3 separate regions of the Homo sapiens genome follow, and regions 1 and 3 are each linked to region 2. Evidence: chromatin loops called from intact Hi-C (ENCODE). Cell type or tissue: endothelial cell of umbilical vein. All regions are shown on one strand.

Region 1 (8,000 bases), 260 kb after region 2:
AATGGCAGTTAAAAAAGCCAATGTATAACTTCAAAATAATCATTTCAAAGTAATTATTCAGAACGTACAGAGTAGCTTAAAGAAAAACAACAAGCTGACAACACACCTTATAGTATTCACTGGCTTTAAAACCTGTGCTTGTAATTGAAAGTGAGATTAGCAGAAGTGACTGAATCCATGCTAGGGGAGATGTGGTTGGGACGTAGACGTCATCCCTATGTTCCACTCAACTGATTAAAAATTTCTTGATCACCCCTCACACTCTTCATTCCATTCTCTCAAAATCAGATTTGTGGACTAAACCATGAAATAAATTACCTTTTCCTAATGTTCTTTAATAAAAGTGGAACCATGTACTGCTCAATACATAAGCCAGTAAGAGAGGATCCATATGAAACTAAGCACTTTTAGCCCTTGTTAAGAATAAGAGCTGGTGATGAGCTGGTGATATTTCTCACAATAATGTACTAAGAAAGAAAAAGTAGCCAGGGGCCAGCTACAATCCAGATTCCTAGGATCCATGCTCAGAGATGCTGACTCCGTGGATCCTGGGTGGACCCAGAGCACCATACCTTTACAAACAGGCTCTCAGCTGATCATGATGACAATATCTGTGGCCTGAATTTTGAGAACCAGAGAAGACCGTGCTTCCATGAAAGGGTTATTGCTGGATCCACATCACTGTACTTGAGTCCAAGAACTCAATTTCTCCTACCTCCCACTTCATCCCAAGACACATGAGCACATCTGAATATGATTTCCTTGTTGCATTGAAAAGTTCTAAAGTCTAGAGAGAAGTGACTTGTTTCAAGTCATGAGCAGAAAGGGGCAGAGCCAACTAGGGAATCCAAACCTCTATACAAAGCAACAGACATCACTCTTTGGTGGGAGGTCTTTTTGCACTGAATTCTCCAAAGGCACGTGCCAAATTCATGAGCGAGGCAAAAAGTGACAGTGGGTGTCAACTCTTCAGTCCTTTTTGTTGCTCTCTTTTCATTCTGAGCCTGCTCACTGCTCCTCAGTCCAGAGCCCACTTTAAGGAGCTCCTTGGCTCTCCAGGCAAGCCACTCCTCCTCACCATCTCCTCACCATTTGATGTCTCTTTCTCAGCAGAGGTCCCTGGAGAGCTGCTATACTGTATTTATTTCCAAAGTCTAACTGTGACACTAAGAGTCCCTAATGTGGCTACACTGATGTCAACAAAGGGAAAAATCAAGTACCTGAAGGCATTCACAGCACAGCTGCCGCATCGGGGGGGACCTTCCTAGCTTCTCGGGTACAGTTGTGCAGCTTCTACCTTTTATTTCATGTAAACACAACTAAACTGGCTCTCCCCACCAACACCCATCAGATATCCCACAATCAAAGAACTGCCTACAGGCAGCAAAGAAGAATCACTAACTGGAGGATTTTTTGTTATTATGTTTTTAATTCACTTGGGGAATGATCCTGAATTTTTTTTTTCCTCTGCAAGTGATAGGTAGCCATCTTGCTGTATTTCTGTCCAAGCCCTGTTCTTGCTGACCCAGAATGTTAATGAAATAAAGGCAACTCAGAAACAGTGTTCTAGGGTGTGGCTAGGAACAAGGGTTTTAAAAATGTTTTAATCTAGTGTAAAAGGCAGTTCCAGTACTTTCATTATAGTAAGATGAAAAGGGTATCACGTTTTCTACTTTTTTTTTTTTTTTTTTTTTTTTTTCCAGAAGGAGTCTCGCTCTGTCGCCCAGGCTGCAGTGCAGTGGCGCCATCTTGGCTCACTGCAAGCTCCGCCTCCCGAGTTCAAGCAATTCTCCTGCCTCAGCCTCCGGAGTAGCTGGGACTACAGGCGGCCGCCACCATGCCCGGCTAATTTTTTGTATTTTTTAGTAGAGACGGGGTTTCACTGTGTTAGCCAGGATGATCTCGATCTCCTGACCTCATGATCTGCCCGCCTCGGCCTCCCAAAGTGCTGGGATTACAGGCATGAGCCACCGCACCCAGCCCACGTTTTCTCCTTCTGCATCATTTCTCGGCTGAGGTGCTTACAGCTCTCTACAAATTCTCATTGTATACCCAAGTGAGAAAGAAACTCTTCATTTCCCCTTCTCTGGGCAGTACTTCTTAAGCAAGCTACATTGAAGACTTAGCAATTATTTGCATAATTAGAAAATTTGGTACCCATTCAATTTGATCAATATATCCATTTTTCAAAATAACCAAGGAATTGCCAAATCTCCATCCAACTTTTTGTTTGACATGGCTTTGCAGAAGAATATAAAACGAAGGGGGTGTGTGCATGTGTGTGGGCATATGTGTGTGTATACAAGGCCGAACTACCGAAGAGATTTGCCCAAGGTCATAGAATAGTTCCTTGCCATTTCCTTTATTGTCTGTCCTCAAATTCTTTTTTAGTAGAAAGCAAAGGAAGAGAAATGACGCTGGCTTCTAAATTTCATTATAAAAGCTTCCATTTAAAACAAAATGTATTGCATATGATAATTGCAACCAGAGCTGGTGAAGGCAGTGGTTTTCAGCCTGGTAAGAATTGTGGGACTGCTCTTAAACATGCTGACTTCAATGAACCCCTGGTCCTCTAACTAGGCTGTGAATAATAGGACATTAAAAAATAGTTATGTGGCACAAAACACAAACACATTTAATGTTTATTATTTTGGTTAACAAAATGCACATTTATTTGAAAATAAATTCTATTCATTTTTTAAATTCTTTTGTTCTTTCCACTTTTATTCTGTTTTTTATTCTACCCAGGTAACTTCCAGAACGTACATACCTTTCTTAACCAAAAAAAATTATGGTACTAGTTCTGTGTTATCATAGTAGAGTGCTCTCTGTTTTCTCTGAAGTCCAAGTTTGAATTGGTAAACACAAAGCTGTTTGGAAAAACAAAAATACAACTGTTAATTAAAACCTGTCCTCCTCACCCCCAAATAACAAGCTGTTGAATTCAAATGTTGTTTTCTTATGTTGCTGTTGTTTCATACCTGCTTGTGGGTGTAAACACAGCATCTGTCCCTTCTTGATAGGTGTCAAGGAGTTCAGGGGACTTCTGTTATGACAATGAAGATGAATGACACTTACCAAAATTTTCCCATTCCAAGCCTGGTACCAACCACTTTACACCTATTAATTTATGTCATCCTGCCTGAGAAGACAGAAATTATTAGCTCCTTCTTACAAGTGAGAAATTAGCCTTGCGAAGGTCAAGGGCTTGCCCAAGTTCACCTTGGCTGGGTAGTAGAGGAAGCACCAAAAGTCCAGCATCCAGATTACCTCTTCCATGCTGCACTGTCTCGTGGGCAAAGCAGTTACTTTTGATTCACATTGAGGTTGCGAGCATCCTAATAGTCTTCTTCCGTCACTAACATGAATTTAACAGAGGATATTTGGCAAATTCTATTAAAAATGTGTAATTCTCCATTAAAATATTCAAATTATATTTAAAATCCATTTTACCCACACCCATGAAATTCGTAGAAAATATCCGGTTACTGAGGAGCTATTAGTTAGCTCTCTGAACTTTAATTACTCCCAGGACTGTGATTTGCATGGACAAATCAAAAAACACAATGGAGAACAAAGAAGAGGTTCAGCAAAGAAATGAGATAGTTTTCTCACCCTTTCCCCTTATTTGTCCTTTGCTACAGGTCTTGCATTATCAAACAAAGGCATGCATCACGTGCAAAGAATAGAAAACAAGAGAGATGAAATGGGCATCTTTCTGGAAACGTTGTTTGCGAGCCTAGCTTTGAAATTTACACCTCCAGGTTGATCCTTCACTTGCCAGTACACATGTCTGAAACCAATACTCTAAGAAGAATACTGAACAGCATGAATATGTCTTCTGGATTTCCTTCCTTGGCAATGAGATGCTATTCTTGGGATAGATCATCCAGCCTTGAGTTTTTCTGCTAATCCACTCAGGAGCCAGCCTTTGGGCTCTGAAATAGATCTGCTCCTTCTCTATCAACAATATGCACATACTGTGCACCAAAAGTCTTGGAGCACAGTACGGAGCCTGAGACTTCTTCAGGAGCTACGAATAAGGGAGTTCTTCCTGTTAAACTCATTACATTTACAAAGGCCCACCCGTCGTTTTTCCTAAAATAATTTCCTTTTATGAATGTAGAGTTGAAATGTTACACTAACAATTCCCATACTTGTTCCAAGATTTTTCACAGACTTGCCATACCTAAACAACTTTCTCCTTACAGCTTCAAAGATAGGACTAAATATATCATCCCTATTTAACAATCTTAAAATTTGAAAAATTTTTAAAAGAGGGAATCGTCTTCCCCTAATAAGAAGAGGCATACTGACCATAATTCCTCAATTACTTTTACTTTCTAATCCAAATGAACATATAGATGAAAGGTGTTTTTCAAAATGCAGAGTAGGTGCAAAATCTTTCATCAGAGGTGAAGTATTTGATATGTCCTTGGTCATGAAAGAAATCCTCAAAATTAAGATTTATTTTTACATTTCATCTTTTTATAGCCAACTGTCCACATAACCACCAGAAAAAAATACCATGATGGATTTTTTTTTAATTTAATGAAGGTAACTGATCTTTTTAGAGTTTTTCTGATAGGCACAGAACCTATTAAAATATGCATATTTTATATATATACATACCTGTGTGTGTGTGAGCACACGCACGTGTGTGTGCGCCTGTGTGCCTGGGTGTGTATGTGTGTGGATACATCTTCAGCTCAAGTAGCAACAGTGACCTCTAGTGTGTCTTTTAAATTTTCTCCCTCTACAACTTTAACTCATTGTTTCTTTAACCTCTAGGGCATTATTTAAGCAAAATGTTACAGTTCATATTTGGTCTAATTTCTGTATTGACTCTATATGCTGACAACTTATTCTTGAGAAATCTTCTTTGATCTTGGTAATGTATGATAAAATAATTGTGCCTTCATTAATGACTGTAATTATAGTACATAAAGCTGTCATTTAAATGAATAATCACCCCCCCCCCACCCCTCAAAAAAGGTTGGCTTCATTTGCAAAATGAATTTAACTTCAGCTGAATAACTCTTTGAGCTATAAGCCAGGAGCATCCACATGCAGTCATGTATTGTTTGCAAGAGTGCTCGTTTCTCATTGATGAGGTCCCCTCCCCCGTTCTTTTTAACTAAAATTAAGAGAGAATCAAAGAATCCGTCGGGCAAAACATTTTTTTTCAGTTTTGGGGGTTTTGCCTTAGACGTGTGCTGATGTCAGGACAGAGTCCACAAGAATGAAGTGGCCTGGCTCTGGCAGCTTGTGTCAGCACTTTCATTCCAAGTTCCTCTTTTCAGGAGTTTATAACATTGCAATAAAATTTATTATGGGCTGGGACTTGGCATACAGGAGCCTGGGCTAACACCGTAAAGTAGTTTGGAGATTTTTTTCTTTTCTTTTTTTTTTTCCAAGCAAATGTTCAAATCTGTTGGGTCCTGTTTCCCTTTTTAGGGAGTTCAAAATAAAAGCCTGCTCTCATCTGGTCACATGGCCTTGGTTTCTCCTGGTTTTGCTTTCCCTGTGGGCTGTTAGAGGAGAACTGAAAAGGGTCCCCTACCTACGCTATGGTAAACTCTTTTAGGATGAGTTGGAAACAAACAAACAAAAGTAATAAAGAAGTAAATGTTTCCTGTAAATGAAAAAGGCCCTTAAAATTGTAGTTGTTGGAAAAGAGCCTCCAGGGTAGGCGAGGGAAACATGAAAAGGTATTCAAGACTGTTTTCTATAATTGGGTGATCTTCTATGCCCCCCAACAGCTGGGCTTGTTGGCAAACAAGAAGCTGTATGTGGAAAACATGCTCCAATCTGTGTAAACGAAGCAAGCCATGAAAATTAGCATCATCCCCAGGTTAAAAAACAAAATAAAACATGCAGAACACAGACCCCTAGAGAATCAGGTGGGAGGATGTGAGTATGTGGTTATGAGTATGTGCAAGCAGATCTGTTTGATACCGTGGCATATAGAAAATATACACTATACATTTACATTTAATGTATACCTTGTCATGCCTCCCTTGCTTTGTCTTCTTGTTATTGCCCACAAGAATCTATGTCTCAACGACAATTCCGAGATGACCCCCATCCAGAAAAAGAACAAACAATTGAATCAGAAAAATGATTAATCCCATGGAAGGAAATTAATTAGGGGTGTACATAGCTCAATAAGGAATGTCAGAGTTAGAAGGAACTTAGAGTATTGCTTGACCAACCGCTCTTGTATTTTCATTTGCAAGTGAATAAGGTCGCGAATGTCAGCTTTTCCACATCAGAGCTGATATTCAACTAGAACACACAGTATATCTTTACAGGTGGTTAATGGGCAGCATGTGTTCTAATTGGACAGTGCCCAGCCTGGTTGATGTTTTTGGATACTTTCGAATATCACTGCTATCTGTGGTCACACACTGAGTTTGTGGCGATAAGCTATATCCTGGGTTTCTCTGCCAATCATCAGAAATTGTACAGGCTCCAAAATTTTTAACTTGATAGATCTACCGCAAACACTTTCTTAAACGGCCCCCACTTAACTGCTTTGCCAGATCAGACCCACCTGATTAGCAAATGCTCTCTGTTCACTGCATAAAACCCTCCACAGGATGAATGCTAGTGTCTTCTCATTGAGGACCAATGGTATCTACAGTTTGTCCCTAAACCTCCTTAAGTCATTGTACTTTTTTTTTTTTTTCGAGATGGAGTCTCGCACTGTTGCCCAAGCTGAAGTGCAGTGGCGTGATCTCGGCTCCCTGCAACCTCTGCCTCCTGGGTTCAAGTGATTCTTCTGCCTCAGCCTCCCGAGTAGCTGGGACTACAGGTGTGTACCACCACAATGGGCTAATTTTTGTATTTTTAGTAGAGACGGGGTATCACCATATTGGCCAAGCTGGTCTCAAACTCCTGACCTCGTGATCCACCCGCCTTGGCCTCCCAAAGTGCTGGAATTACAGGCATGAGCCACTGCACCTGGCCATCATTGTACTTTTTATTATAATTATGTCATTTAATAAAATATGAAGCTATGAATGTATTTTCATGAATCTATGAAAATTTAGCCAAGCACATTGAAAGACTTAATATAGTTGATTTTTGTTTAAAGTAGGATTGTTAAAAAAAAAAAAAAAAAGTAGGCTGTTGAAATGGGGTGGGCCAGACAACTGTGAACAATTGGAAAAAGCTGCAAAACAATGTGGACATTCTTTTGGCAGTCAAAGTGCTTTGCAAGTATCATATTTTTTTCAGAGAAATTTCCAAACTGGAAATTGTAGAAATATATTATGGATATGGTTTATATAAGAAAGATGCTGTGGAATTCCAGAGGACCCAGACAGGAGGAAGGACCCTCACCCCTGCATCAACAGCTGCAAAATGGACGTGCATTAAAATAAATGTTTAAGTGTAATATCATTTTAAATCATTCCCCACTTGAACAAACTTTGGATTAACTGATTAACAAGTGGTCTCATCATGTCTGAGTAGAGGGCTCTTCCACTAACTCTTTTAGCTCTGTTGTCTTGAGAGGATTCCAGAAAAGAACTTGTGGTTTTAAGCTCTGGGAGCAGGTAGGGGGTTTGGTATGAGTGGAGGAGGGAAGCAATGGAAGGTGGTAAAGATTTTGAAGAGGAAAAGCACGGTAAGGTGGAATAGGTCCCTTACAAATGATCTAGATATAGAAGGCACTGGCAAAGACTAGACATTGGATGAGAGCAAATCCAAATATGAATGATTATTCAGAATGGCTCACTTGGAGAATAAATGGGTTGTGTTGTCCTTAACAGTAATTAGTATAAGCACGCACACAGATTATTTACAGTCTATCGGCTCCTACCTCACCCCAACTACCAGATATTTATGGACAGTAAAATGCAGACACTTTTGTGCAGGTTTCTTACAAGGTTGTTTTATGTCTTCCTCTCATCTGCGTTTGCAGATGCTGGACTGTTGTATGTGTCAGATTTACCAGAATCATATTCTTCCCAGTCATTAATTCAGCGAAGTCT
Region 2 (8,000 bases):
TACTAAAAATACAAAAATTAGCCAGGCATGGTGGCACATGCCTATAAACCCAGCTACTTGGGAAGTTGAGGCACAAGAATCGGTTGAACCCCAGCGACGGAGGCTGCAGTGAGCCAAGATCTTGCCACTGCACTCCAGCCTAGGTGACAATGGGAGACTCTGTCTCAAAAACAACAACAACAAAAAAAATTAAATTTTTAAAAAATTTAGAAGTGCAAGGGAAAATAACTTTAAGTTTTCTTGTTTTCACAGAAAATTTTTTAAAAAGGAAGGAAGGAAAGGGAAGGAAGAAAGGGAGGGAGGGAGATGTAGCTATGCTGGGATGCATAGTTGAAATGTTAAGTGATAATATGGATGTGTCCACTATGATTAAATTAAGATTATAGAGTCTATTTGTACAAAACAACTCAAAAGAACATACAGTATATAGTGTGTATTTGCATATGTTTTGATACTGTATATGTAATATATATTGTAAGAATGAAAAAGTATAATTTTTGTTTTTTATATATCATTTATAATTTTCTTGTTCCTGATGTCCATTTTTCCCTGAGTTGTTGCTCATGATAATCATGTTCCTATATTTTGTATTTGATGATGTTATTTGGTGATTAGCATGTCCTTCTGGTTCATCCATTTAGCCTATAAATTGCAAGTAGTGCTGCTTCAGTTGCACGCTGTCTTCTCCCTTGGCCTTCACTTTGGCCTCTGAAAACCCTTAAATATAACTAATTTATTAAAGAAACAACTGGCCTCTCCTGTATTTAATATTTAAGGGGATAGAGATTTAACTTCAGGGCACAAAAACTACACAAAATACTTAGCTAGGTTGTTATTATTTAAATGTTTCAATGAAATTTAATTTGTAATTTAGGACTTTTCCAATCTTTCCTACATTTTATAATATATTTAACCTAAGCAGCTAAAATCTGAGCATGAGAAAGAATCATTCATAAATACAGATGGTACAATGAAGAGCTCCACTGAACACTGCTGAAGCTCGTGAAGTTGAAAGCAGAGTGGCTGATTAGCCATACACATATTTTTACTAATCACAGAGCAAGCATATTTTGTTACTGCATAATCAGATGCCTTAGGTATATCAAATATACTTTTTCCACATGACCAAAGTAAGAATTTGCAAGAAAAGCAATCACCATTCAATTACATGCCTGTGATTATAAAATACTAAAACAAGTCAAATTTCTTTTTCTAATATCAAATTTGAACTTAACCATATTTTCCTAAGAGCAATTTTCTAGCATTGAAAACCACGACTAACCTTTTGTCAGAAAAAGTGTTTGAGGATATTCCTGATACTGTTAAAGCTTTTTCTTATATGTTCTGGGCATGTTCTCTCTTCCTGAAATATTTTGATAACTTATAGAAGTTGAATCTATATTTAAGAATAGTCACTGCCCTCCTGTAAATTCAAGAAACTCACGAGGGGACCTAGATTTTAAAAATCGTTTGTGCTTTTGAAATCTTAGTGAAACTAAGCGTTTTCAATCCATAAAAATTTTAACTAACACATAAAATTCATTCAAATCTCTTAAAACCTTAAAAATGATAGACTTCTATTTTGCCCATACAAAAGAAAGCAATAGTGAAATTTTAACTGATAAATATTAAGATGCTTTCTTCTTTAAGGATTGTAGTTTCAAATGTTTTTACACTAAAAACCAACTGACAGATCTTTTATGAATATTTGGAAAATCATCCTTCGCTTTTTTGCAGCCCAGAAAAGAAGCAAAAAGAATCATAATATGCATTTTATGTGGTGATATAAAAGAGTCCCATGGTAAGAGCAGACGGAAAATGGTATAGTTATTATTAATTTAGAAAAACAAAAGAGCAGCCCAGCATTTCAGTAATGTGGCAAGTTGTGTGCTCTTGAAGGAGAGAGGGTTTTATAATTGGATTTTAGAGTAATTTAGAAGACGAGATAAGATGTAATGGTTGAGTATTAGAGGTTAGAACTACAAGAGAAACCCATAATGTAAGGGTTCACTGCACTGGGGGACAACAGAACAAAGAGAAGCAGCGCCAACCGAAAACGGCCCCAGTGAGAAGCAACAAGGTGAGGCTTGCGATGGGGGTTCCCAGAGGGTGTCAGCAGGGACGCAGGCTCAGCCCCTGCAGCATACCGTAAGGAGCACAGGCTTTTCTCAGAATGCTTTTTCTTTAGTGACCTGTCACTGTCCCACCTCTCCTCCTCCCTACCTGCGAGTTCAGCTTGGCATTTCTTTCTTCCCTGCAGCCCAGCAGTCAGACCTGAGCATCTGCCATCCAGGCTTCCACCCTCAGCAGGCTGTCCTGGGGCTCCATCCAGGCTCCCCTGACACCACCCACACACCCACAGGTCCCCCCACATACACCCCCACACATACACACCCCACACACATAAACACCCACAGACACACACACACACACATACCCACATATACACACACCCCACAAACATAAACACCCACAGATACACACATACACACCCACATACACACACCCCACATACATACACACACTCCCTACACACTCCACTCACATACACACCCACATAAACACATACTTCCCCCATACACACACACAGCCACACACACATCATACACACACTCCCCCTACACACACATACACACCCACAGTCACATCCACACTTTCCCCACACACATACACATACCCCACACACATACACACCCACATATACACTCCATACACATACACACCCACCAACATACATACACACCACACACACATATACCCCCACATACATACACACACTCCCCACACATACCCGACTTACATACACACCCACATATACTTCTCCCATACACACATATACACACCCACATACACCCCTCCACACACACGTATAACTCCCCACACATACATACCCACATAAACACATACATATACATACTTCCCCAACACATATATGCACACCACACACACACCCCTCCACATGCACATACTCCCCCCACACCCATACACATCCAAAACCCCACACACATACACATCCAAATACACCCACACCCACATACACCTTACATACATACACACACTTCCCACACACACCCCACACACATACCCACATATACACACACCCACAGACACACACACCCACATCCACACACCCCACACACATACGCACATACATCCCCCCACACGTACCCACATACTTCCCCCCGACACATACACACCCACACACCCCACATACATACCCACATATACACACCCACATACACCCCCCCAAAACACAAACCCCACACACACATACCCCACACATATACCCACATACAGACACACATACTCATACATGCACTTACTCTCCTCACACACATATTCACCGTAAACACATACATACCCACACACCCATACACACATTTCCCCCACATATACACAACCCCATACACACACACTCCCTACCCACACACACATCCACACACCCACATTCCCCCACACACACCCATACACACACTCCCCACCACCCCACACACACATATTCACCCCCACACACACACTCCCCACCACCCCACACACATATTCACCCACACACGCTTCTAACACACCTACACACACGCTTTCCACACATATACACAGCACACTCACACCCATATCCCTCCACACACACATGCATACCACCCTACACAGAGAACCAGGGCCTAACCTCTCTATCTCTCTTCTATCCCCGCAAGGCTCAGCCTGTGCCCACTGGGAGACAGAGAAAAGAATCTGAAGAAGAGTAAAATCTGCCTCTACCCACCCCACCCCCAATTTTCATTCCAAGCCTTAGGCAGATAAATGTACTTTTCCACCTGTTCATTGGGGTCCCTGTCCAGATAATCCATCGCACAGGCTCCAGCTCTCAGGTGAAGGCCTCAGGTGAGAGGCTCTTTTTAGATTTAAGAATCCAAGCCTGGAGGGGAAACCCTGTTTCTAGAAAGGGAGAGCTGTGTTGCTGACGGGCGGTGGGAAGAGATGGGAACCTATGGGGTTGAATTCCTGCCCAGTCATCGGCGCTTGGCTACCCCCTGCTGGGCGGGAAGCTCTTGGCCTCAGACTCACACATTATGCTCAGGGTCAAGTCTATTCCCAAGGCTTGGGACAGAATCCACTTACTTCCTGTCAAATTGTTATCACACGTTCCCAACGTGAAGCTGGAGTGTGAAGTTACCTTCCAATCCCCAAGAGGTGTTTGTTAAAGAGTTTTTTTCCTCTGAGCCCTTTGTATGCCAGTTTAAGCAGAACAAATCTATTTATTTTTTGTGAGGATCAGTTTATTAAAAGCATGCACATAACTCAAATCGTATAGTAAAATGATGTTAGGCTTTGTTGAGCATGAAAAGTGTGCTCGCTCAAACCCCATTTCCAACCTTCCGTGCGTCATTTTCCCCTGAAGCAGAACATAGGTTATGTTAACAGGACCTCAGCCCAAAGGCCTAAAATCAGCTTAGCTCCCAGGCTTTCTCCAGCCATCTCTTCCCACAACCCACTCTTTCCACCTCTCAGGAAAACCCCAGCTACATGATGTAGAAAACTGGCAAATATAAGCGGACGGGGAACCGATTTTTAACCAGATCAAGTTTTCAAATATAGATTAACACGTTTTAATTGTCCTATAAACTATTATTCTTAAAGTCACTCTTAACAAAACCCAGACTTGGAGGAAGTTCTCTGCCATAACTGTAATGTGTATACACTATTAAGATAGTTATGAAACCTCAGACACATTTGGAAGACGTGGCTTAATAGTGCCTTTAATACAAAATAAAGTAAAATGTAAATAAAAAGGGATTAGTTGTTATAAGCTGTGACACAGCTGCAGCGACAGAAACTGAAGAAACATGTAAACAGAGAGTGCTTTTAGTCACTCAGTGACCCAAATGTCTTTTTCAGACTCTCACAATTCTAATTCTGACACACTCGTTCATTTCATTTATTTTGCAAACCAAGCAGAAATGAAACGGACCTTCAGATTAAGTAAACAGGGGCTTTACATATAGCCACTAAGCTGCCAGATAGACAACTTTTGGTTTACATGGAGTGTAAGGGTAAAGAAACAATGTCAAAACTGCATCCCTTCTTGCATTTATTGGCATGAAGTGAAAATCCAAATATATTCACCAACAAATTAATAAAGGGTGAACAGGCTGCTAACCTTGCATGGTGCGTTAAAGTGTCAGAGCACTTGAACTGCACATCATAGCACAGCCTCAGAAATAAACAAACATTTCTCTCTGTCAGAATGGGGTAAATAAATTAGGATTTGGCTAAATCTCTGGTTGTTTTGCTCCCATGTTGTGGCCTAGAATAAGCCCTACACTATTTCCAGCTGAAGTTGACTCTACTTGATACCTTAAGCAAATGAGAGAAAAGACAAGGGTGACAGTGTAGGAAGGAACTGACTTGAGATTTTCCTTTCTTATTAGTTAACAGAGTTGTCAGTGAGTGAGAATGCAGGATACAAATTAATGCTTTTTCAAAAGCCTTCACTCTAATCCTATTTTTTCCTTAATGATCCCTTTGTCAATTACTGTTGTCTGGGTGTAGCCTTATAATAGTCATGTTCAGATTGTTTACCAAGGTTGGGTGAAATGGCAGGATGAGGGTGGGGGGAGGGAGGAACAAAGAGATAAGCCTATCCCTGATAAGCCTAGGAAGCTCTTAACTGAATTCAAGTAACCCTGCCCCCTCCCTCAATGGGAGAAGCATGCCAGCCTTCCCACCAAGTTCTTCCAGATGATACTCAGTACTTTAATCTCTATGCCTGCTCAGCAAATTGAGTGATTTCTCTTCTCTAACTCTTGCTATCTGGTGACTCCAACCCCTTTTTTCTTTGAGCCATTTCCTTTTTCCGTTTTTCTTGAAAAGTTTTCTTAAATCCATACACATTAAACTAATAAAGAAAAATGGAATATAAATGCTATGGTTTGAATGCCCCCTCCAAAACTCATTTTGAGATTTAATTGCCATTGTAATAGTATGAAGAGGTGGGCCTTTAAGAAGTGATTAGGCCATGATGGCACTGCCTTCATGAAGGGGTTAATGCTGCTATCACAGGTCTGGGTTAGTTATTGCAGGAGTGGATTTCTGATTTAAAAAAAAAAAAAAAAGATGAGTTCAGCCAACTTCCCTCTCTGTCTCACATACACTCACAATATGATGCCATCTGCCTTAGGATGACCCTTCCCAGAAGCTGGTGTCATGTTCTTGGACTTCCCAGCCTCCAGAACCATGAGCCAAATAAGTTTCTTTTCTTCATAAATTACCCAGTCTGTGGTGTTCTGTTATAACAGCAGACACAGACTAAGACAACAAGCAAAAGTTAAATAGCAAAGTGATGATGGAAGATGAAGGACTCTGAAGAAGAGAAAAATCAATGGGATGACAGAACATTTAGGCAGCTTCAATAACAAGATGAAATGTGAATAATAGAAAACATTATTTGAGTGATTATTATGTATCAGACACCATTCCAAATATTTTTATGTTTATTATATCCTTTCATCCTCTTTATCACCCTATGAGATGACATTATTATCTCTACTTTAGAGGCAAAAATGTATTGAGGCCTGGAAAAGTTAGAATTCAATAGCTTATCAGTGGTACAGCTAAGATTTGACTTTTGACCAGGGACTTGTAAAACTATGCTATGCTAATAGAATAGGAAAATGGGTTAAGAAAAACAACAACAAAAACAAGCCAAACAACATTGCAAGCCAGCCTTTTTAACTGGGTGGGTTTCATTGTTATTCAACTGTGGAGTCACATTTGCAAACATTCTTAACCAGAAGAAACCGTGACTGCTCCATATCCCAAAGAATTCAGTATTACATAGTCCAGTATACATATTCATGGTCTCAAAAAATCCTGAGCTGCATATTAAAAGGTCCACGAGAGGCAAGTGAATTCAAATAACATAGGAAAGAAGCACATGCAGATGCAAAAGAACTATCCAAGTAAAAAGTCTGAACTTCTGTCATGTGATGTTTATACTCAAAATGGCCTAGATGAGAGGTAAAGGGTGGTTACATAATCAAGTGCCTACAACAGTAGCACTTTTAACAATTTTGGGGCCTGCAGCAAGAAATGAAGGCCCACATATTTTATGTTTTTATGTTTAAAAATATATATAGTCAAGCTAAAAAATGGTTAAAGTAAAATTCTATCCTCCTATGTAAATTAACAACTGAAAAGGACAATTTTTAACTTAAAATTCTTGGACTACTTCGAATGCTGTGTTAAAATATGGTAACGTGGAGTGAGTTGGTTTGTGTGTGGCCTCTGATCCCAAACCAAGTCAATCCCATGATCCCCATTTCTCTTCTGCCCTCTGGATGTATTCTGTAACTCAAACACCTCACTCATCTAACCTGTGCCCACAAGGCCTCCACTCCAAGTACCCCCTTGGCCACCACTCAAGTCTAGAAGAGTGCACACTGGCATCACAGTCTGTCTTCAGGAGAGACCCAGGGAGAACCATGTAAGCTTGGCATCCTCTGCTCAGGGACTTCCAGGAGCCTGGGTACCTGGAGCAGGATATAATGCTTTGACGCTTAAAGTGTAGTCCACAGCACCAGGGGTCTGTTAAAACTTCAGACTCTCAGACCCACGCTGGACCTACCCACTGAATTAGAATCTACACTTTGGCAGGATCCTCAGGTGTTTCATATAAGCACATTAAAGTTTGGGACGCACTGGGCCAAAAGGGATGGTGGCTGCTTGACAGGCAAGTCCACTTGTCCCCAAGAACTCCTCACCCTGTAGAGACAGCCATGGCTGGGTAAGGGCCAGGATGGAAACAACTAAAGAGTAGCACTAGGACAGGATCCCTTCTAGCTCAGGTTGGAAACTCAACAACAGATTTAATTACATTCAGGAGGGCAGTAGACCTAGTGTAAAAACATATGCTGACCCATGATGGGGACGTCAAGGGTGGCAGCCCTGCCTAACGGAGGCAGCCAGTGCCCAACTATAGCTTACTGTGGCCTGAGGCTATACTA
Region 3 (8,000 bases), 630 kb after region 2:
GAACACAGCTCCCAGAGGTCCCTGAGGAGTCCTGCTAATGGTGGGCGTGGCAGGCACCACAGAAGGCCTATAGGGAAAAACTTGGGGTCACGCAGACCTTTTTGTAGCTTTCAAATAACAAGTAAACAATGTCCGTCCCATGTCCCAGTGAAACTGAAAAAACAAAATAGCTGTGATTTTTCAGTAGGGCACGTCCTAGAGAAGAAGCTCTGCCGTTACAAGGTCGACACTCTCCTTCCCTCCCCTCTCCTTTACTGAAATGAAACTAAGAGAGATTTTTTTAAATGTATTAAGTGGTCCTCTACCATTCTCCAAGCAGAAGAGAAAGAGGGATGTTTCACGTCGGCCTTTGTTTCAGTCTGTTCAGGCTGCTACAGCAAAATACCATAGACTGGGTAGCTTCTACACAACAGAAATTTCTCATAGTTTTGGAGGCTGGAAGTCCAAGATCAAGGTGCCAGCATTTCTGGTGTCTATGAGGCCCATTTCCTGGTTCTCTCTGTGCCTTCACATGGTAGAAGGAGTGAGCTAGCACTCTGGGGTCTCTTTTATAAGGGGACTAATCCCATTCATGTGGGCTCTACCCTCAGGACCTAATTATCTCCCAATGGCCTCAGGACCTAATTATCTCCCAACGGGCCTCAGCACCTTATACCATTACATTGGGGGTTAAGATTTCAACATATGAATTTGAGAGAGACACAGACATTCACACCACAGCAATCTTTAAGCTAGAAGGCTTTTCAAACCAGATATCTCCACACTGAAAATTCTTGTTGCTTTGGGCTGGGCTCAGTTTTGTTTTGTTTGGATTTTCTCAAATCAAGAAAGGCCAAGCAGGAAAAGGTGAGCACACCTGCTCAGCTCTCCAGATCACAGGCAAGCATTTTTCCAGTCCATCCATCCCCAACCCCACACCACCCAACCAGTACACCTCTAATCAGCTCTGAGGGCGGGTGCTCTTCTCCACCTGCTAATAACTTCTGGTGGCTGAATGTAGGGTGGGCCCATGTACAGTATTTGGAAAACATAAGTGCTCAATAAATATTATGTAGCAGTAGTAACAGTAGTAGGAGTGGTATTTGTAAGGAGCCATTGAACTGCTAAGCTTCCCTGGAGCCCTCCAGCCTGCCCTATTAACAATGAGAATATGGGTAGGAATTGCTGCAATCCCTGGGAAACACAGTATTGAGAGCAGAGGACTTACTAAATCTGTAAGTAAATCACATGGTATTTGAGGATCCATAAAGTGTTACAGTTGATAAGTACCATGCTGGCCTCTGTCTGATGTGAAGCCAGTTAGGAATCAGAAGCCCCTGACCGGGTGCAGTGGCTCATGCCTGTAATCCCAGCATTTTGGGAAGCTAGGTAGGCAGATCATTTGAGGTTAGGAGTTCAAGACCAGCCTGGGCAACATGGCGAAACCCCGTCTCTACTAAAAACACAAAAATTAGCCAGGTGTGGTGGCGGGTGCCTGTAATCCCAGCTACTGGGGAGGCTGAGGCAGGAGAATCTCCTGAACCTGAGAGGCCAGTGTTGCAGTGAGCCAAGATGACACCACTGCACTCCAGCCTGGGTGACACAGTGAGACTCTGTCTCAAAGAATAAAAAATAACCAATGTCCCCACATAACTTTTACTTATATAGGTTATATCCATCATCTTTCCCATGTTAGAAATAAATAGGAAGAAATATTTTAAGTATTTATTTGAAAATAATAGGCCCATTCATATTAGTATATATAGCATTTTTATAAAAATAACTATATTTACCAAAATAAAATAAATTAGTGAGACTAGTAGGCCCATTCCCACCAGGAACCAGCAGCATGGACTCTCTAACCAGAAACCTAAAGCTAGGCCTGGTTTTCCTATTTGCCTTTTAGCCTGAAGATCATAAAGGTGTCTATCTTCTTACTTGATCATTTTTCCAGTTTATTTATTTTTTCTTCTTTCTGTTACAATTCCCCAGATCACCCCCCGCCCCCAAACAATACTATTAGCAATCCCTTAGTGAACCTTGCCTAAAATAGTACATGATTAAATAGATGGATGGATAGATAGGTGCTAGATAGATACATAGATAATAGATACATAGATGATAGGTGGAGAGAGATGATACACACATACATGCATACATATATGCATACATAGACAATAGGTTGATAAATTTATTTTTACCTAAATGGGGGCATGCTATGCATACTGGCCTGCCCCATTGCTTTTTATCCTTAACAATGTATCTTGGAGATTATGTCATAAGAGCACATGTAAATCCACCTCCCCTTTTCTCCCCCTAATTTACTTTGTGACTCATTCCCCTCCTTAGTGGAACTTCGCTAGATGAATTTCACTTACATCTTTCTCTCATACACTTCCCCTGCATCCTGATCTTCTTCCTTTTAAAGCTCATCGCACTCTGCGATGAGAAGCAGTCATGTGATGCTGACACTTGCTACATGCCAGGCAACATTTTAAGATTTTGTATTAACTCATTTAACCTTTGCAGTGATCCCATAAGGTAGATACCAGTAGGGTCTGTGACCTTCCAAGGGCCACACAGCTAGAAGTAACAGACTGGATTCAAACCCAGGCACTGTGGCACCAGAGTCCCTGCTTCTTGTCACTGTGCTATGCTTCCCTCAGTACTGCTCTGATGCAGTAAGTACTCGATGTCTTTCTCACCAGACCAGACGGTAAGGGGTTGTTGACATTGTCCACTATCAAATCCCCTAACAGGCGTTGCATAAATATTTGGAATTGAATGCCAGTAATGATACCACATTCTAGAGGCTCCCTACTATGGGTCACTGTGCTAAGCATTCCACATATATTATCTCACTTAACCCAGCAACTCCAGGAAATCCTTTACCCATAATTATCCAAATCTTACAGATGAGGAAAATGAAGAGGTATTATACCTAGTAAATTAGAGAGGCAGAGTTGAACCCAGGTCCATTTGAATTTAAAGCATGCACTTAACCTCTACACCAGACCAGCCACTCTCTCTGAGAGCCACCAACATCCTCCCCTCCTGGAATCCCACCTTCACAGGATGCTGAACACCCAGAACCAGCTCTAGAGCAAAAGCTCCTGCAGCAAACTTGCTACAGTTCCTACTATTCTAGAAAAAAAGGTGCCAAAGTTGTTATTATTATTAAAGAAGTGTCTCTCCCTACCCAGAGCTGCATTAGCACCCAAGGCAGTTAAATTGTAGTGCATCATAAGGCACCAAATATCATCTCAATTGTCACAACACATTCATGTGCTTGAAAAGTGAAAAGGGTACAAGCTTGCCACTCAGCCAGTCTTAGTACTTAATGTCTTGAAATTGGCGAAGAGAGGAAAATCCTAGAAAGACTTTCTTTGGGGTAAAGCTAACTGGCACACATTTACTGCAAATCCAATAGACTAGTTTCCCCATCTAACATAATTTATCTTGAAACACCACAGGTGGCCTATATTAAGAACAGCACTGGCCCTGCCACAGGACTGGCAACGCCACGGTCTCACACTGCCCTCTGCAGCCTGGCTGCAGTCTTCACAATGCTCCCTCAACCTGCCCAACTGTCACAGCTTGGGATGTCGTACACATACCTCCAGTCCTTCAGGTAGAATCACTACCTACCTTTAGTCTAGAGACCAAAAATAAAATACCACTTAACTTGGTGCTTACACAGGTACATTTACAGCCATGATTCTTCCCTCTAGGGCTGGTGTGTGTGAAAAGCACACCTTTGGGGGCTCATTCATAACACTCTTTTCCAATAAGAGGATTAAATTAGGAAGACATTTACCCAGATTGGTCTCATTTACTCACCCTAGTCTCTCCCTGAAGCCCCTTCTTTCTACAATACAGTATGCAACCCCTAAGGAGAAGGCAGGTGCCATCGAGGTCAAAAATACATTGGGTGAAGAGCAAAATAATCCAAAGGAAAGAAAGACAATGCTCTGCAGACTAAACCTATTATCCAAGAAGAAAAATCTTTAACAGATGTATATGCTGAAAGAAGACCAAATATCTGTCCTAAAACCCAAAATACATACATTCATGAAGACTGTTTTAAAATCTTTTATCTAGGATATATTTTAATATATTTGTATATATATGCAAATGTGTATATACATATGTTTATGTTGTGTATGTGTATATGTATGTGTACGTATATGTGTAGGTTTATGTGTGTATATGTATATATTCTCCTAGAAAACCTCTTAGGTTGGCTGGAAACGAGCTATCTTTGTATTTCGACATGCAAGAAAGGTAGTATGGGCCAGGTGTGGTGGCTCACACCAGTAATCCCAGCACTTTGGGAGGCCGAGGCAGGCAGATCACTTGAAGTCAGGAGTTTGAGACTAGCATGGCCAACATGGTGGAACACCATCTCTACTAAAAATACAAAAATTAGCTCGGTGTGGTGGCAGGCGCCTGAAATCCCAGCTACTTGGGAGGCTGAAGCAGGAAAATGGCTTGAACCCTGGAGGTGGAGGTTGCAGAGTGACAAGATCATGCCACTGAGCTCCAGCCTGGGCAACAGAGTGAGACTCCATCTCAAAACAAACAAACACACACACACACACACACACACACGCACAAAGATAGCATAAACCTTCTTGGCAAACTTACCACCAACATGCCAGATATTCTTATAAATGTCCTATCCTCCATACCACCCTCACTCTCCACAGACACAGACACACACACACCCCTTGTACATGCCTGCATTGCATTCTGCAAGGCCGTCTGTGAGAGAGCTTTTCTGGGAAACCACCTTTAAACCACAGGCAAACAACCAGTTCCACACCATTCCATGTCAGGTTGTCAGGCACTTTCTTAACTGAGCTTTTAATCCAAAGTTGTTTTTTTTTTTCTTTTTTCACTACAAAGTTAGAAGAAAAACAAATGAGAGTCTGCTGGGGGTTGGGAGGAGATCTTCACCTGGAAGAAGAGAGAAGACAATGCCCAAGTTTGCAACCTTCAGGGATGGGGTCAAAAGGGGCCTATGAAAGGGTGGGAAATATTCCAGAGTTGCGGATCAAGGGAGGGCTCCCGTCAGTATCCAAGGCTCTTCAATCTCTGTCCAAAACCAATGTCTCATCCTCTCAAGCTTTCAAGCTCCAACCCAGGTCTCCCCAGCACAGCTACACTGTTTCCTGGACTCCTCTCCCTTCTCTAGCATCCACTTGTGCATTCCCCAGCCCTTCCTGTCCTTCAAGATGTAGCCAAAACCCCTCTTTAGTGAAGATTTGGGTGACCACTCCAGCAAGATCTGTTCTGCCTGCGGGCAGTCCTTGTTTGCCTTTTGCTGCACCCATGGAGATCGCACTGTCTAGGGAGCTCTCATAGGCATGCCCTTCATCTCACTAACTAGACTGCATGTTGCCTGAGGCTGGGCATTGGGTACTTCACGTGCTGACTGCTTGGTTCCCTGGCTCATGCTGGCTGGGTCAGCCGGGGCTCCACGGAGCAGCCGCAGATCTACTCTGAGTAGCGATCATCATGTCCAGCACAATTCCAGGCATTTTCTGGGCACTTGGTACACTTTAATTAAATGAATGAACAAAACAAAACACTGGCAGGAAAAAAAACGGAGAGTGACTGCCTGAGGTCCAATATGCTAGGAAATATGTCAGTCCACTGATAAACTCCAGCTACTCAGCAAAGGGAAAAGATACTGAGAGGCCAATTTAAAATGATTTGATAGCTTTGCCCATTGCTCCTTATTGTACAATCACAGTCATAAAGTTAGTCCAATCGTTTGTAATCTAAACACACACATGCACACACAATCACTCCATTGGCAGAAACAGATCTGTCTGGAGTTTCCAAAATGTCAGTACCTCCCCACGTTACCAGAATCTTCAAAGCTCCCAAGGGAGAGGCATTGGAGAAAGGATGTTTTTTCAGAGTCAGATCTTTTAGTAGGACAATACCACCCAGTAGGTTAAGAGAGGGCACGATTTACAATTTATTCCAAATAATGAAGTCTGTGCCCTTTGTTTCCCAATAGGAAAGCCTTCCTCTGATTCTAAGGACATTCCACTCTCACCTTCCAATGTTCCCCTTTCTATTCCGATTTAAAAGCAAATAAACAAATAGAAGCAAAGAAAAGAAAGGAAAAATAAAAGACCACTAATAGCCCATGATGTCCAGCCAGGTTTTCCAAACATCCTCTGGAGAGCGTCCATTTTAGGGACGAGATTCTAGTTTGCCTCAGCTCTTCAGCATTCACGCTACCTTTAGAGGGAAAGTCCTAGGACACAGGTGAGAAGGTATGGGGCCTTTCAGGGTTTTCTTGGATTTCTGTTTTAATTTTGTCAAAGAAGACCAAAGAGCCCTGGAAATTTTACCCTCTGCCTCCCATTAACCACACATATTTATCCAGAGCTGCAGGAGGAGCCGTTCTATTCATTTTGCCCTTTGGGTCAATTGATGGATATGGTCACCCAAGGTCTTAGATTAAAGCATCGTGTCAGATCATCCAAACTGTCCAGCACTTGGAGCAGCTGCAATAAGCTACTTTTTAGAGTGTCAATAATTTAAAGGGGAAAAATGTTTTTCAGAGAGATTCCATTGCTTCAGAATCATAAATGGAATTATACCATGTTTCAACCTGACAGCCCCACATGTCAGCAGGAGAGAACAGCTAAAACTTTTGTCAACATCCAAATCCATTATTTTATTATTAAGCTACATGGATTTGCACCTCACCAAGGGATATCTATTCCCAATTCCATTTGTTCTAGGCTGTATTAGTAACCAAGTTAGCACATTCAGAAAGAAAGAGAGAAAGACAAAGAGACCGAGACAGAGAGAGTGAGGAAGGAAGGAAGGAAGGAAGGAAGGAAGGAAGGAAGGAAGGAAAGAAGGAAGGAAGGGAGGGAGGGAGGAAGGGAGGGAGGGAGGGAGGGAGGGAGGGAGGGAGGAGGGAAAGAAAGAGGGGAGAGAGATTTATTACAAGAATTCTTGTAGGGTGGGGTGTCTCTCCAAATTCAAAGCCAAAAATATGCAGCCAGACTTGAGAAATGGCTGAATGACTGAAACTACGGGAAGGAAAATAATTAGAAACCCAGGAAACAATTTTTCTGCTGCATTCTCTCTCCCTCCCTCCCTCTCTTTCCCTCCCTCTCTCCCTTTCTTTCTCTCTCTTCCTTTCTCTTTCTTGCCTTTCTCCCTTTCTCTCTCCTCTCTCCCTTTTCTCTCTCTCCTGTCTCCTTCTCTCCCTTTCTCTCTCCTTTCCTCTCTCCCCCCACCTCTTCCTCTCCTCCACCTCCCCATTCTCCCACCTCTCTTCCTCTATCTCTATGACAGCACATGGCTCAGTCTGTTCCAAGTGTCCACACATGGTCCCATCAGACATGGGTTGGAGAGTGGGGTCACAGTCATGTGCCCAAACACGGCCATTACTCTCACAGATTGAGAAGTTCTGGCCATCGAACTGAGCAGACTTCTGAAAAGATACTGACCACATTAACAATTTCAAGCTATTGGAGGATGAGGACATAGTATATAAATTAGAAATTACTCTACAACTAAGGGTATCTTACCCATATCTAGACCATGGCAATTAGGAATTTATTCAATGTATTACACATTGAAACATTATAATGGTGACTACAAGTTGCATTTAACATATGAATATATCCCAGAATCAGCCTTATAAGAAGGAGCAGGTAATATTTGTGTGGAGATATTTGAGGGAGCCCATGAACGGGAAAGGATTGTCCTGAACAAATAAGAAGGGCTAGAGGGGAGTGAAAGTGCGAAGAAACCACTATAAAAGGAGGTAACCGTCATAGTCTGAAAAGTAAGCTACTTTATTTTAAAATCCTTCTGGGAAACTACCATGCTATTATGTGTCAAAAAGCCGTAAGTAATCATAGCCTGCAGATTTATCTCAATATTTCTCCAAAAAGGAAATAATGTATGGTATGAAGATATTCATTGTAGTATTTTATGATAATGAAAAATCCTAAACATTCTGAGTACCCAAGGATAAG

What was found. Hi-C counts contacts between places; a loop is a spot of excess contacts. Peaks named below come from ENCODE experiments on the same cell type or tissue, not always from the same donor. Only the 100,000 strongest peaks of a DNase experiment are listed, where the experiment ranks them.
Region 1: it touches region 2 in a loop (4-fold over the local background); 4 of 110 quality-filtered maps call a loop at or near these places.
Region 3: it touches region 2 in a loop (7-fold over the local background); 3 of 110 quality-filtered maps call a loop at or near these places.

What each region holds. Positions count from the first base shown.
Region 1 is chr2:67,472,283-67,480,282 of GRCh38, forward strand. No RefSeq gene overlaps it. Among named protein-coding and RNA genes, the nearest start is that of ETAA1, 79 kb to the left of the region's middle. In endothelial cell of umbilical vein, a CTCF peak has its summit at 4,728 (motif pointing left); a DNase peak (open chromatin) is centred at 4,739.
Region 2 is chr2:67,211,416-67,219,415 of GRCh38, forward strand. The region is part of intron 1 of LINC01828 (long intergenic non-protein coding RNA 1828); the gene reads left to right. LINC01829 (long intergenic non-protein coding RNA 1829) reads right to left here and starts at 3,904. Exons shown (of 8, transcript NR_038844.1): 1 at 3,813-3,904. It overlaps LOC101927661 (a long non-coding RNA gene), which reads left to right and starts at 1,993. Exons shown (of 4, transcript NR_110568.1): 1 at 1,993-2,080. In endothelial cell of umbilical vein, a CTCF peak has its summit at 4,036 (motif pointing left); a DNase peak (open chromatin) is centred at 4,026.
Region 3 is chr2:67,837,147-67,845,146 of GRCh38, forward strand. No RefSeq gene overlaps it. Among named protein-coding and RNA genes, the nearest start is that of LINC01812, 16 kb to the left of the region's middle. In endothelial cell of umbilical vein, a CTCF peak has its summit at 3,539 (motif pointing left); DNase peaks (open chromatin) are centred at 3,505 and 5,615.